Regions from separate parts of the Homo sapiens genome. Here regions 2 and 3 are each linked to region 1. The links are chromatin contacts, found by Hi-C in ENCODE. All regions are on one chromosome and are shown on one strand. Each heading gives the region's core, a stretch centred on a gene start or an enhancer-like site at or near the end of the contact. The rest is flanking DNA. Distances are from core to core; before and after follow the strand shown.

Region 1 (3,735 bases), core at 746-3,245:
ACAGGCTGGACATTTTAGGAAGTGTGCTATAAAGGAAGCATTGTTTCCTATTTCCAACTTCATCTTTCCCGAAAAGGCACTTTGCATATTCTGACAATAACGCTTGCCTGGCCGCTTGCCCTGCGTGAGCCCCCGAAGCAGCTAAACACGCAGAGACAAAGCGTTTCTCAACCCCACCCTCCCTCGATGGCCAACTTTATTTTGCGTTGTTTCTCCACGAAGAAAGTGTTCCCTCCTACACCAGTGTCTGCCGAGAGTGGAAAGCGCTGGGCTTATTAGGAATACAGAAATTTTCTTTTAATTTATCATGAACAGTTTCCATACACTTTGATTTAAGGTTATTAACATTCTATAGACAGTGGCATCTTTAATATGTGGCTATCGCTTCTAAAGACTAATCTCATTACCCTCAAATAGTCATAAAATATGATTTTATTATACTTACGTATTTAATTAGACGGCCGGCACCGTAATGGATTTTGAGATGGGACTGGCGCAACAGCTTTGATAATTCACTTATCTTTGGCAATAGTCATTAACCCCCAACACCAGCAAAATAGATCTCTTTCCAACACATCTTTTTTCTCACTCCTTCCAAGAGGCGTGGGGGTCCCCAGACAACGTGAATCGGACTTCGACTTTCCCGATTAATTAAAATATTAACGTACACACGCTGCCAATTCACGGGAAAAGGGAGTGCTGCCCCAGACCCGGCGGGAGGAGGCTGCCCTGCAACACACTTGCGCCCTGCAATCTTTTTTTTTTTTTTCTTTTAATCAAAAGGGCCTGATTTCTCTTGGCAGGGAAGTGCCTAGGACAGTTCCTGGTCGTCCCCTGGGTCTCTGCTCCGTGTCGCGCAGACGTCCTTTGGGCGGGCCGCGCTCCTGGGCGCGGAGTCCCGGCTACAGGAGCTGGGCCGCGGGGCCCACAGTCTGCCCGCGCCCGGCTGCCCTCCCGATTCCTAGAAACCAGGTCGGGAAGCCGCGCGCCGCGCGCTCACCCGGGTCCGGCGGCTCCGAGGGCCGGGCCACAGCGCCCGCGGCGTCCGCTTGGTTTTTGGAGCAGTTGGCTCCAGGGCGGTCTGGCCACCGCGCAGGTCGCGCAGCCAGACACCCGGCTCCGGGTCGCCGGAGAGGCCGGGCGCGCTTCCCGTCGGCCCGGAGAGACCGGAGCCTTCTTTGTCACTCGCTGTGCGTAAGAACAGGCCAGGGGCCGGGGTCTGCCGCGGCCACCGGGGGAGAGGGAGCATCTGGCAGACCCTGCCTCCGACGTGATTCCCTGCCCGGCACTCGGCGGCCTCCGCCGGGGTAGGAAGCTTGGGGTACCTGGCGGGGCTCAGACCGGGACCGGCCGGCCCTGCAGCAGCCTTAGGTCTGCTTAGAAATCAGGCTGAGCTGCGCGTCCAGCCTTGGCCGGGGAGCCCTGGGCACCCCTCCTCCCAGTCCGTTGCCCGCTCCTCCCTCCGGCGCCCTCCCTGCGGTCGACCTGCCTCTTCCCACTTCTCCTTCGGGCGGCCCCAGGACAAGCTGCAGCCCCTTGCATTTATTGCATGCATCTGGGCAACTTGGGGCGCCTCAGCATTTTACAGCCCCCCGCCCCGCCCATCGTGTTCGACTGTGTGGCAGGTTTTGCAGGGAGGTATTAAGGGGCCAAACTGCAATTGTGCAGTGGCTGCGTTTGTTTCTTTTCAAGATTTATTTGGGCGAGTAGTAACTTCCTTGGCCGCGGCTGGACGCGAGGAGCCGCGGTGCGTGGCGGGGGGCGGCGGCGGCGCTCGGTGGCGCTCGGCGGCGGCGGGGCTCGCGGGGCTCGCGGGGCTCGGGCCGGCTCGCGGCGCCGTCAGGCAGTCAGTCGGCGAGCGCGGCGGCGGCGGCGGCGAGGGGCGCGGCGAGGGGCGGCCGCTCCCATATATGGCGCAGGCACCGCCCCCCGACGTCACCCTCTGACAGCGCCGCTCCCGGGGGCTTCGAGTTTTGGCTCCCGGGAAAGGGTCCATTCCTCGGGGAGAGAGGGCTGAGTTTTGTGCGCCTCCGTCCGCTGCGCGCGCCGCTCCAGGCCCCGCCGCGCCCCGCCTGCGCCCGGGACTGCGCCGCAGCACTCACTGCCCCGTTTATTTGTCTTTGGAGCAGGCGGGCCGCGCCAGAAGCGGGCGATCCCGCAGTGTCCTGCAGCCGCGGACGCCGCCTGGCTAGGATGACACCACGTTGAGCGCGCCTGCAAACAACAACAACAACAAGCGCCGCCGCGGCCACCGCGTCCTGCTCCTTCGAAGCGCCGCCGCCGCCGGTGGAGCCGCCTCCGCGCCCCTGGCCGTCCGGAGCGCCCGGCCGCTGGTGTATGTCGCGCCTGCCCGGGACGGGCTGAAGCCGGCGGCGGGGCCGGACCGCAGGCGCCGAGCAGGGCGAGGGCGGCCAGGGCAGCCGCCTGCCGCCAAGCCCCGAGCGCCGCTGCTCGAGGAAACGCTTTCGGCCGGGAGCTGCGGCCGCCGCCAGCAGTTTTCATGTTTGGGATTCAGGAGAATATTCCGCGCGGGGGGACGACCATGAAGGAGGAGCCGCTGGGCAGCGGCATGAACCCGGTGCGCTCGTGGATGCACACGGCGGGCGTGGTGGACGCCAACACGGCCGCCCAGAGGTACGTACCGGCCGCCCCCGCGCGCCCTGGCCCCGGCCCCGGCCCGGCCCGGCCCCCTCCGCCGGCCGGCGCCGCGCTCCTCACCGGGCCGCTGTCTCTTTCCTCCCGCAGCGGCGTGGGGCTGGCGCGGGCGCACTTCGAGAAGCAGCCGCCTTCCAACCTCCGGAAATCCAATTTCTTCCACTTCGTGCTGGCGCTCTACGATAGGCAGGGGCAGCCGGTGGAGATTGAAAGGACCGCTTTTGTGGACTTTGTGGAGAAAGAGAAAGTAAGTGCAAACACACGATCACACCCTCTCTCTTTCTAGAAGCGGGAGGCAGGCGGTGCCGGTGCGCGGGGGTTCGAGTGCCCCCCTAGGCGGCGGGCTCGGCTCCGCCAGGCCACCCCGCCGCCGCCACGTGCGGCCGCCCGGGACCGCCGAGGGCTGGGCAACTTCTCTGCGCCCTCGGACTTACTCGGGGCGAGGAGAACGCTGGGCTTCCAGCAGGAAAGTGACATCACCGCGCTGCTTCGAGCTAGGAATCCTGCCATGTGTGAGGCCGAGAGCCTCGGTCGCGGAGGGGGACCGAGCGTGGTGGCCGCGCCTGACACCGATCGCACTAAATGCAATTATTTATCGTTACTTTCAGGAGCCAAACAACGAGAAAACCAACAACGGCATCCACTATAAACTCCAGTTATTGTACAGCAACGGTAAGTGCCTGCTGCGTGCTCGCCGCCCCTGCAGCGGCTGGCTCTCCTTTTCTGCGCTGGTGAAAGGACATAAAGATTTGAGATTAAAATGACATGGATGTAAACACGAAATCTTCTCATGGCATAGAAGGAAAACAAAACATAAACGATCAATAAGTCGATGGCACTTCACATGATTAACCGGTGGGGCTTGAAGTAGAAAGTAAGAAAAAGATCGATACGGGCTCCAGCAGAACATCACTTTTAAGTGACTTTTTTCAATTTTGCAAATTAATGTTAATTATTAGGATGGGGGTAACTCCATAAACGGAGCATAACTTACTTCCTGTGAACGAGTTTTTTTTTTTTAAATCCTCGAGAGACATTAGAAAGAGTTCAGCCTCTCACTCAGTTTCCATTTGGTGCTTT
Region 2 (3,978 bases), core at 849-3,348, 1.1 Mb after region 1:
GCTTTAACTCCGGACTTCGGCTCGGGTTTCTGTTTGCACATGGGCCCAATTTGTACCATTTATGATTAGGTTTAAGTAAGTTGATGTGCTATTTATTTAGGAGAACTGCCGTTTCAGAATATTGCCATATTCCCCCAACTACCACATTGCCATGTGGCTGTGGCCTGTCCTGCCGGTGATGGGGCTGTTACCATACAGACCGTAGCCCTGGCTCCTCACTGCCAACACTGCCCAAGTACGTGGCTTTCTGGGTGACCTTCCAAGGTTGCTAGGTGGGTGGTTGGTGTGTTGTGTTTACAGAGGGAACTACAGCATGAATGCTAGACACTAAGACTGTATGTGCAGCTGGCGGACAAAAAGGAAGAGCGGAAGTCACTCGGAAACGCACATCATCCACTCCTACACCATCCACTGGCATCCCTGAGGTGCAGTTCCAGGTGGACCCAGCAGCCAGAGAGCCTTGTGCCTATAGGGCCCCCAGGATGCTAACTTCTACCCTGAAAGGCAGGGGAAAGTTGGTCCCAGAGGGCAAGGGCTTCACTCAATGGTTCCTTGCTTTTTCATGCCATATTAAACTTGGAAGTTTGATGGTATCAAGTAGTGCAAACCAAGATGACCCATTTCCTTTACTACCCTCCTGATAAGTGATACACTGTATTCAACTTAACTTCAAAGGGTGATGAGCCAGCAGCTCCTTAGCAGCCTGCCACCTGCCAAGAGGAGTTAGCATTCCCACACCTGGCGTCCTTTCCTGGAGAGAGTCCCTTCCCTGTGTTCTAAGTTGGCCCCTCAGGCATTTCCAGCCACCAGTTCTTGCTCCTGGACTGGATGCTGGTCTGTCCTGACTCCCTGCCCCACGAATGTCCTTCCTGTGTTCGTGCCTGGACTCAAGCTCTTCCCGGGGGGGTGCACCTCCTTCCTTGCTACAGGCCCACCTCCAAATCCAGACATCTTTCCTTGAAAGGTTTCCCAAATGCATCTGACCTTGACCTCTAGAGGGTGGCTGATCTCAGCCTACTTTTCCCTGAAGCTGCGGAGATGACCTCTGGCGACAGTGGATGTTGCAGAGAGGACATCCACACACCTGCTCATTTACCCCATGAGTGAGGTCATCATCATGATTCCCAATCATGAAAGACTCTGCAATTTGATTTTGTCAAGAGATTTTCCCAGGCAGCAACCATGGGAGGTGGGAGCGAGATGCGAAGTGTGGTCCTGTGTCCCCAGACGGAGGCTCTCGCTGTGTCACCCTAAGGTCACCTGCCCTTCCTGATTAAAGTACTTAAGGGGCTCTAATGATTTCACATCACATTCGGCTTCCTGTGGTCCTCAGCCTCAAGCGGAGTGCGGCATCCCAGGGAGTGGCTCCCACCAGGGTCCTCTGGCGATGGCTTCTGCTCCTCCACCATCGGCTTCACAGCTGACCCCATGGCAATCCACTTCCCAGGCTTGTCTCCCCATGTATGGACAAATTCCATTTTCCAGCTGACTACCCTTCGTGTCTTGTTGGGTTAGGCGCCTAGGAGAAATGGCAGTGTATTGCCAAGGGACGTGGGTACTAGGGCTGGGGATTGTAAAAACCTGCTTTTCACTTTGAGAAAAGCCCTGGTCCCCAGGCACCTCTTTTTTCCCCTTCATATCTGGTTTAACACGTGATCAGCAGCTGGAAATCACATAAAGATAAATTAATAACCACAATTCAGGTATCTTCCAAAAGAAACAGTTATGGAAGGAAAAAGAGAAAACAGACGCATGATTCATTCTCTCAGGCTCTTGCTACTTCCCATTTTTCTAAAGATAATTACAGCATTGTTTGCCTTTTTATGTCTAAAAAACAGATAAAATAAACATTTCGGGGGAAGGAGGAGGCATTGCAGTTTTTAAAAAAGGGACTTGGGGCTCTGTTTGGTTGCCGTGGGCCTCTGGAAACCCCATTCCATTTCTGGAGTGGATTTTTATTAACACTGTTATGCACACGATCGCTTTGGCACTGCCACGGCTGCTGGGATGCGAGGTACAGGCACAGGAAACACAAGGTACTCTGTGTCCAGCTCCCCGAAGAAAAACAATCAGGTGTGGCTGAGGAGCTGCAATGAATTAAAAGCCAGGAATAAATGTGTGCCAGAAGAATGTGCTTCTTGTCACAGGGACCATGCTGTGAATTTAGCATGTGAGCCAAGCTTCAGCAACTGGATCAAAATGCCTTTCTCCCTTCAGAAATGAGGGGGTCTCATTCATCTCAGTAAGATCCATGATCGGAGCAACGGCCCCTATTTTAAGCAGCAAGTCACCCCCAAAATACTAGACCAAGATGTCATCCAGAAAACTGTCTCTGAGCCACGCCTCTCACATCTGCCCTCCCTTCCTGTCTCTTTAGGGGGTGCAGGTAGGCTCATGTCTGGAGGCTGCCTTCCAATCATCCCGAAGATCCTTTCTGGTGTCCACAGCTGGGCTGAGGGCTTCTCCCTGCCAACTAAGACCTGCAGTTCACAAGAGGGAAGTTGTTTTTAGGAGATGAGTTCTGGATGCTCCCACTCCCCCCCTCACCACTCCTGTCCCCCTGGCATTGGTCTTTCTGCCTTCACTTTCTTGGGGTGCTGTGGTAGCTGGCAGATGACACTCTCTGCAAACAGCAAGGACAGCAGTCAAGACCATGCACAGGTGAATTCAGGTCTGCAGCTCTGGGAATTCTGTGCAAGGAAGATGGTGGGGTGGAGGGGCAGAAATGTTGGTGTTAGAATGGCAGAGGAGGAGAGGAGAATTCTAGAATCTCTGCAGTATCATATGCACAGAAAAATAAATCAATGGCTGGATTGTCTCTAAAACTTCCGTAGGCCTCTCTCCATCTTGGGGGCTGGCCACACTGTTTACCTGACTTGGCTCTTGTGTTCTCAGAAATTCATCTGAGTTTGTAACAGGTGGAAGGGTTGGTTAGCAGAACATCTCTCCTCTTCATAACCCAGTGTCGCTGGAACACAGCTATCTGTCAACGCCAACTGCCACCTTTTCTCTGCTCCGTTACTCCAATGGGAGGCCACCCTCCAGCATGTATGGAACAGCCTTACACGGCCTTTCATGCACTGGCTTCTGTGGTCTCCACAGCCCATGACCCGAGATTCCCAGTGGAGGAGATGGAGGCACAGAGCGGTTGACCAGGAGCCCAGACTGCGAGAGGAGTCCCATTCCAGACCCAAAGAGTATCTTCTGTACTGGGCTGCTCGGCAGAATGAAGAAAATTCTGCTCATTCCTGTGGTGACTTTTATGAGTTTTGCCTACAAGTTTTTTTATATCAGCTGGAAAATGTTGGATTATCTGTATTAAATTTAAATCAAATAAATCTACCACTATTGCTGAAAAGGAATTAATTACCAGTGGGATTAGAGTGAATAAAAATGACTGGGGTGGGTGGAAATAAGATGGGTTTGCTTGGAAGGCAAATTTGTTGATATTTGGATTCCAATCCTTCTCTTTCTTTCTCTTTGCTTTTCTCACCCTCCTTCCAATTGAAGCTTAAAGTTCTGGTTTCCATTTTCTTTTCTGCCCCAAGGTTTGAGAGCAGCAGATACAGTAAAGGCTGGAGGAGGAATGGCAAAATCAAGTGTGTCCGTGAGACTCCCTTTCTACCAGGAGAACCCTCCAGTAAAACCTATGAGGCTCCTGGACAGTAATGAGGTGACACAGACACTAAAGAAGTCACCGAGATTCCGAGAAGTTGGGGGGGCATTACGGCAGGCAGAGGGGAGAGGCACGAGAAAGAGAGGAAGGGGCTCCCTGAAAAGTCTTGCAGTCTTGGCGGTGACAAGGAGAACAGTGAACTCTGGGCCAAGCACCCCACCCATTTACAGAAGAAGGAGTTTCATAGAGTAAATTTGGGCATCTTTGGGAACAAATGCGACCCCATTGCTCTGCACTCCTGCCTTTGAATTGAGGCCTCTGAGATGTTCTGTGGCTTCTCCCAGCACAGACCCTGGTGCCTG
Region 3 (3,541 bases), core at 980-3,479, 1.3 Mb before region 1:
GGCCGTGCCTGCGTCGTTGAGGGCTGTTTTCCCATAATTTAGCACACAGAATGGTACAGAAAAGGGCTCCCAAGCATTGTCATACAAAAGGAGAGTCAAGCTTGTGGCAGGAAATAGCAAGAGTTTAGGCCGCTTTGTGGTTGAGTCAAGAGCTGCTTTCGACTTTCCAGCTCTTCTTCAGAGCCAAGTAGTGGCTCAAGGGGTCCTGAGCTCAGAGCATCAGGAAGCCCGGAGGGGTGCTGGCAAAAACGGACTTCAGCAGAACCCTTTCTAGGACAGTGGGGATGGGGCTGGGATTCCCCAAAGGAGTGCTACAGCTCCCACAGACTGTGGCCAACCCTACCTTCCCAGGAACCTGGGGGCCACACACGCAAAACCCTGCTTTTGCAGAGAACAGCATGCAAGCCAGGCACGAGCACCCCTGGCCTTCTGTCTCTGCCTCCAAGCAGAAGGAAGGAGAATCTCCTGTGCAAAAGGGACTATGCGGTGGGGGAGGTGGGGGGTGGCAGGGGCATGTGAGCCTGCCTGGAGACGCCTCCCCAATATCCTGATCTGGCTCTGACCATTAAACTAACACATTTATAACACATGTGCACATACTAATATATGCACATAAATTAAGGGTGTAAGTGAATAGTAACAGCCTTCTAATGTGCAGAGCTTTCTGATTTTAGGTGAATAAAAAAAATGCCAGTACTTTTGCATCAAAGAGAGAGATAAACTTGCTAATTGAAAACTGGTTTTCGTGGAGGAAAATATGGAGGCGCCAGCTATGTAAATCAGCATATGCCCAGATCTAAAAGAAATCAGGCCAGGCCAAGAGGAAATTAAGCAAATCAGGATAATGAGGAAACAACCCTAGACGCAAATTAAAAGCACTCGGGTGCTTTAGGCCATCTCAGGAGGTTGGCAGTGGACAGGTGGGAGGTGATGCGAACACGGGTTTGGAGTACCAGGCGTGTCAGTGCCGCTGGGTGGGTGGGTGCCTGCTCTCCCACCCAGGTCAGGGAGGGTTTTTCATGCAAGTTCTTAAATGCATGGATCATAATGCTGCCTTTTGCATCCAGAAAGACCCTTCAAATGCCTCTAACAACACTGGTCTCGCGCTGGCATTAGCTGTGCTTGGGTTTCCTGGGTTTAGCGACCTAAGGGGTTTACAGCGCACGGAAGTCTCTGCCCAGCTGTCAGCGCGCGTCGCCAGGGGCTGCACTGAAGCTGTGGACCCGGGATGGGGAGGAGGCTGGCGGCCTCCGAAGCAGGGTCTACAGCGGGGGAGGGCTAGCGCCGTCTGGCGGTGGCTGCGCGTGGCCAGTGCGGACCCAGGCTCGGCTCGGCCGGCGCTGCCTGCGTGTGGTCCGGGCGGAGCGAGGGTCCTTGGAGCCCGGTTCGTCCTGGGTCCCAGGAAGCTCGGCGTGCAGCGTCAGAGGCCGCGTGTGCTGGGGGAGGGAGGAGTACAGACTGTGCCTGGGGGCATCCAGGACGAATTCACAGAGGGGTGGTCCTGCCCCACCCAGGGGGTGTCGTGGGCAAAGGCCCTGGGGCCACCTGCCTGGTGCCTTGGAGGGCGTAGGGCAGGAGCCGCCGAGGCCCGCGGGCCACTGTGGGGCGCGGAACTTCAGACCAGGCACCCGCGGCTCAACTTCCGGGCCAGGGGACCCGCGGGGGCCTTACGAACCTGTTTGGCCCATTTGTGCAACAGAAATCCGCCCGCGCCTAGCAGCGTCCGGGGCCGCCTGCGCCGGATCCGCAGCCCAGTACCCTCCGCGCCCTGGACTCCGAGGAGGCCAGGTAGAGAGCGGCTCGCGCGGTCCCCGTCTGCGCCCTCAGCCCCGCGCTGGGCAGCGGGACATGCCTGGCTCCGGCGCCGCCACCTCGGCTTCCGCTTGCCCTTGAGTGCGGAGCCCGGAGCCTCCCTCGCGGTGCGCTGGGTCCCAGAGGGCCAGAGGCCACCAGGGGGCCGGCATCGGCGGGAGCCCAGCCGGGCGCGCCCTCGGCCCTCTCCCACCCACGTCCTCCGCGGCCGCCCGGGTCCAGGGGCGCAGCGGGGAGGAGACCCCGGCCAGGGCCGGGGAGCGCGAGGGCGGGGCGGGGTCCGGCGGGGAGGGGCGCGGGCGGGCGGGGACCGGGGCGGGGGCCGGGTCCGGGGGCGGCGGCGGCGCGGGCGGGAGGAGGAGGAGCTTCCCGCGCGGGGCAGGGGCGGAGCGAGCGGCCGCGCCGCGGAGCCAAGTGAGTTCGCTCCGGAGCCGCGCCGCCGCCGGCCCAGCATCTCGGGCGCCCGCCGCCCCCGCCGCCGCCGTCAGCGCGGGGATGTAGGATGCAGGCGGGCGCCAGGTTCCAGCGGCGGCGGCGGCAGCTGCAGCAGCAGCAGCCCCGGCGGCGGCAGCCTCTCCTCTGGCCGATGGACGCAGAGCCGCCGCCGCCGCCGCCCTGGGTCTGGATGGTGCCGGGCTCGGCCGGGCTGCTCCGGCTCAGCGCGGGGGTCGTGGTTCCCCCGGTGCTGCTCGCCTCGGCCCCGCCGCCCGCGGCCCCGCTGCTCCCCGGTCTCCCCGGCTGGCCGGCCCCGAGCGAGCCGGTGCTCCCGCTGCTGCCGCTGCCCTCTGCGCCAGACTCCGCCGCCGCCGCCGCCGCGCACCCCTTCCCCGCGCTCCACGGGCAGGTAACGTGTCCCCGTCCCGCCTCGGCCCGGGTCGCCGTCTCCCCTGCTCCTGGGCGCGCCCTGCCCGGCCCGGCTCTGGCCTCCGGCTCGCGCGCCCTCCTCCCCGGCGGTCCTCGCCGCCCCAAACCCTCAGGACGGAGCCCGGCAGCCGTGCCTCGGCGAGAAAGTTCGTGCTTGGACGCCCGGTCGTCCACCTCCGCAGCTTTGGCAGGTGCCTCCGGGTGTCTGGACGGAGCCGTGGAGGGACCCGCCGCCCAGGCCCGCGTGGGGACCGCAGGGAACTCGCGCCACGCCGGGGGTCACTGTCCATCGCGAGGTGCTGAAGTGGCTCCGTGACCGCCGCGGGCCGTGGCTGACATCGCGGAGAAGTTAGGACTTTCACAGTCTCTGCCAGACTTGAAAGCAAGCTGGAAATCGATAGCTGTTTCAGCTGTTTCAGATTCTAATCTGGTTTGGGTTTTTCCCCCTTTCATTTGAAAATAGACTCAGGGCAATGCTTAAGAGAATTCCAACCGACGGAAGTGGCCGGGAAATCCTGCCTTCGGTACTGAGGGATGTTACCGGAGATTCCCCTGCCCCAGGCCTGCCGGAGTCCACCACATTCGCTAATGCCACACTGCACTTTAGAACTAGAGTTTGGCTTTTAAGACATGGGATTAAAAAGAAAAAGTGACTGAACCTTTGATAAATGGTGCAGCAGAGCTAGGCGGGCTGGTTTGGGCAAGATTCATTGTCAGCTAACTATGCAGATGCATTTAAATCAGGGAATAGCGTGCATTTTATTCCAAGGATTGACCTCATTAGCATATTCAAACGGGTGTTATGTTAGAATACACCATTTGATTAATTTAATTCCAATATTATCTTGTGAGCTTTTCTAAAAGA

Evidence for each region. A loop is a pair of places that touch in the nucleus more often than their neighbours do. Pooled maps may share reads with other maps.
Region 2: a pooled map shows a loop between it and region 1 (2.2-fold over the local background). The contact joins the enhancer-like site here to the promoter of EBF3 in region 1. A Hi-C loop is called at or near these places in 1 of 168 maps with a recorded cell type or tissue (heart left ventricle) and 11 of 50 pooled maps.
Region 3: a map with no recorded cell type shows a loop between it and region 1 (8-fold over the local background). The contact joins the promoter of TCERG1L here to the promoter of EBF3 in region 1. A Hi-C loop is called at or near these places in 2 of 37 single-sample maps with no recorded cell type and 7 of 50 pooled maps.

The regions. Positions count from the first base shown.
Region 1 is chr10:129,962,534-129,966,268 of GRCh38, reverse strand. EBF3 (EBF transcription factor 3) reads left to right here and starts at 1,995. Exons shown (of 17, transcript NM_001375380.1): 1 at 1,995-2,634; 2 at 2,746-2,902; 3 at 3,264-3,327. The coding sequence starts at 2,501. RefSeq lists an enhancer at 897-1,868.
Region 2 is chr10:128,849,996-128,853,973 of GRCh38, reverse strand. No RefSeq gene overlaps it. Among named protein-coding and RNA genes, the nearest start is that of LINC02667, 61 kb to the left of the region's middle. Within about 2 kb of position 2,098, at least 2 of the 41 ENCODE cell types and tissues checked have a DNase peak (open chromatin) inside an H3K27ac peak, as active enhancers do.
Region 3 is chr10:131,310,409-131,313,949 of GRCh38, reverse strand. It overlaps TCERG1L (transcription elongation regulator 1 like), which reads left to right and starts at 2,229. Exons shown (of 12, transcript NM_174937.4): 1 at 2,229-2,656. The coding sequence starts at 2,315. LOC101927461 (a long non-coding RNA gene) reads right to left here and starts at 2,094. Exons shown (of 3, transcript XR_242763.6): 1 at 1,676-2,094.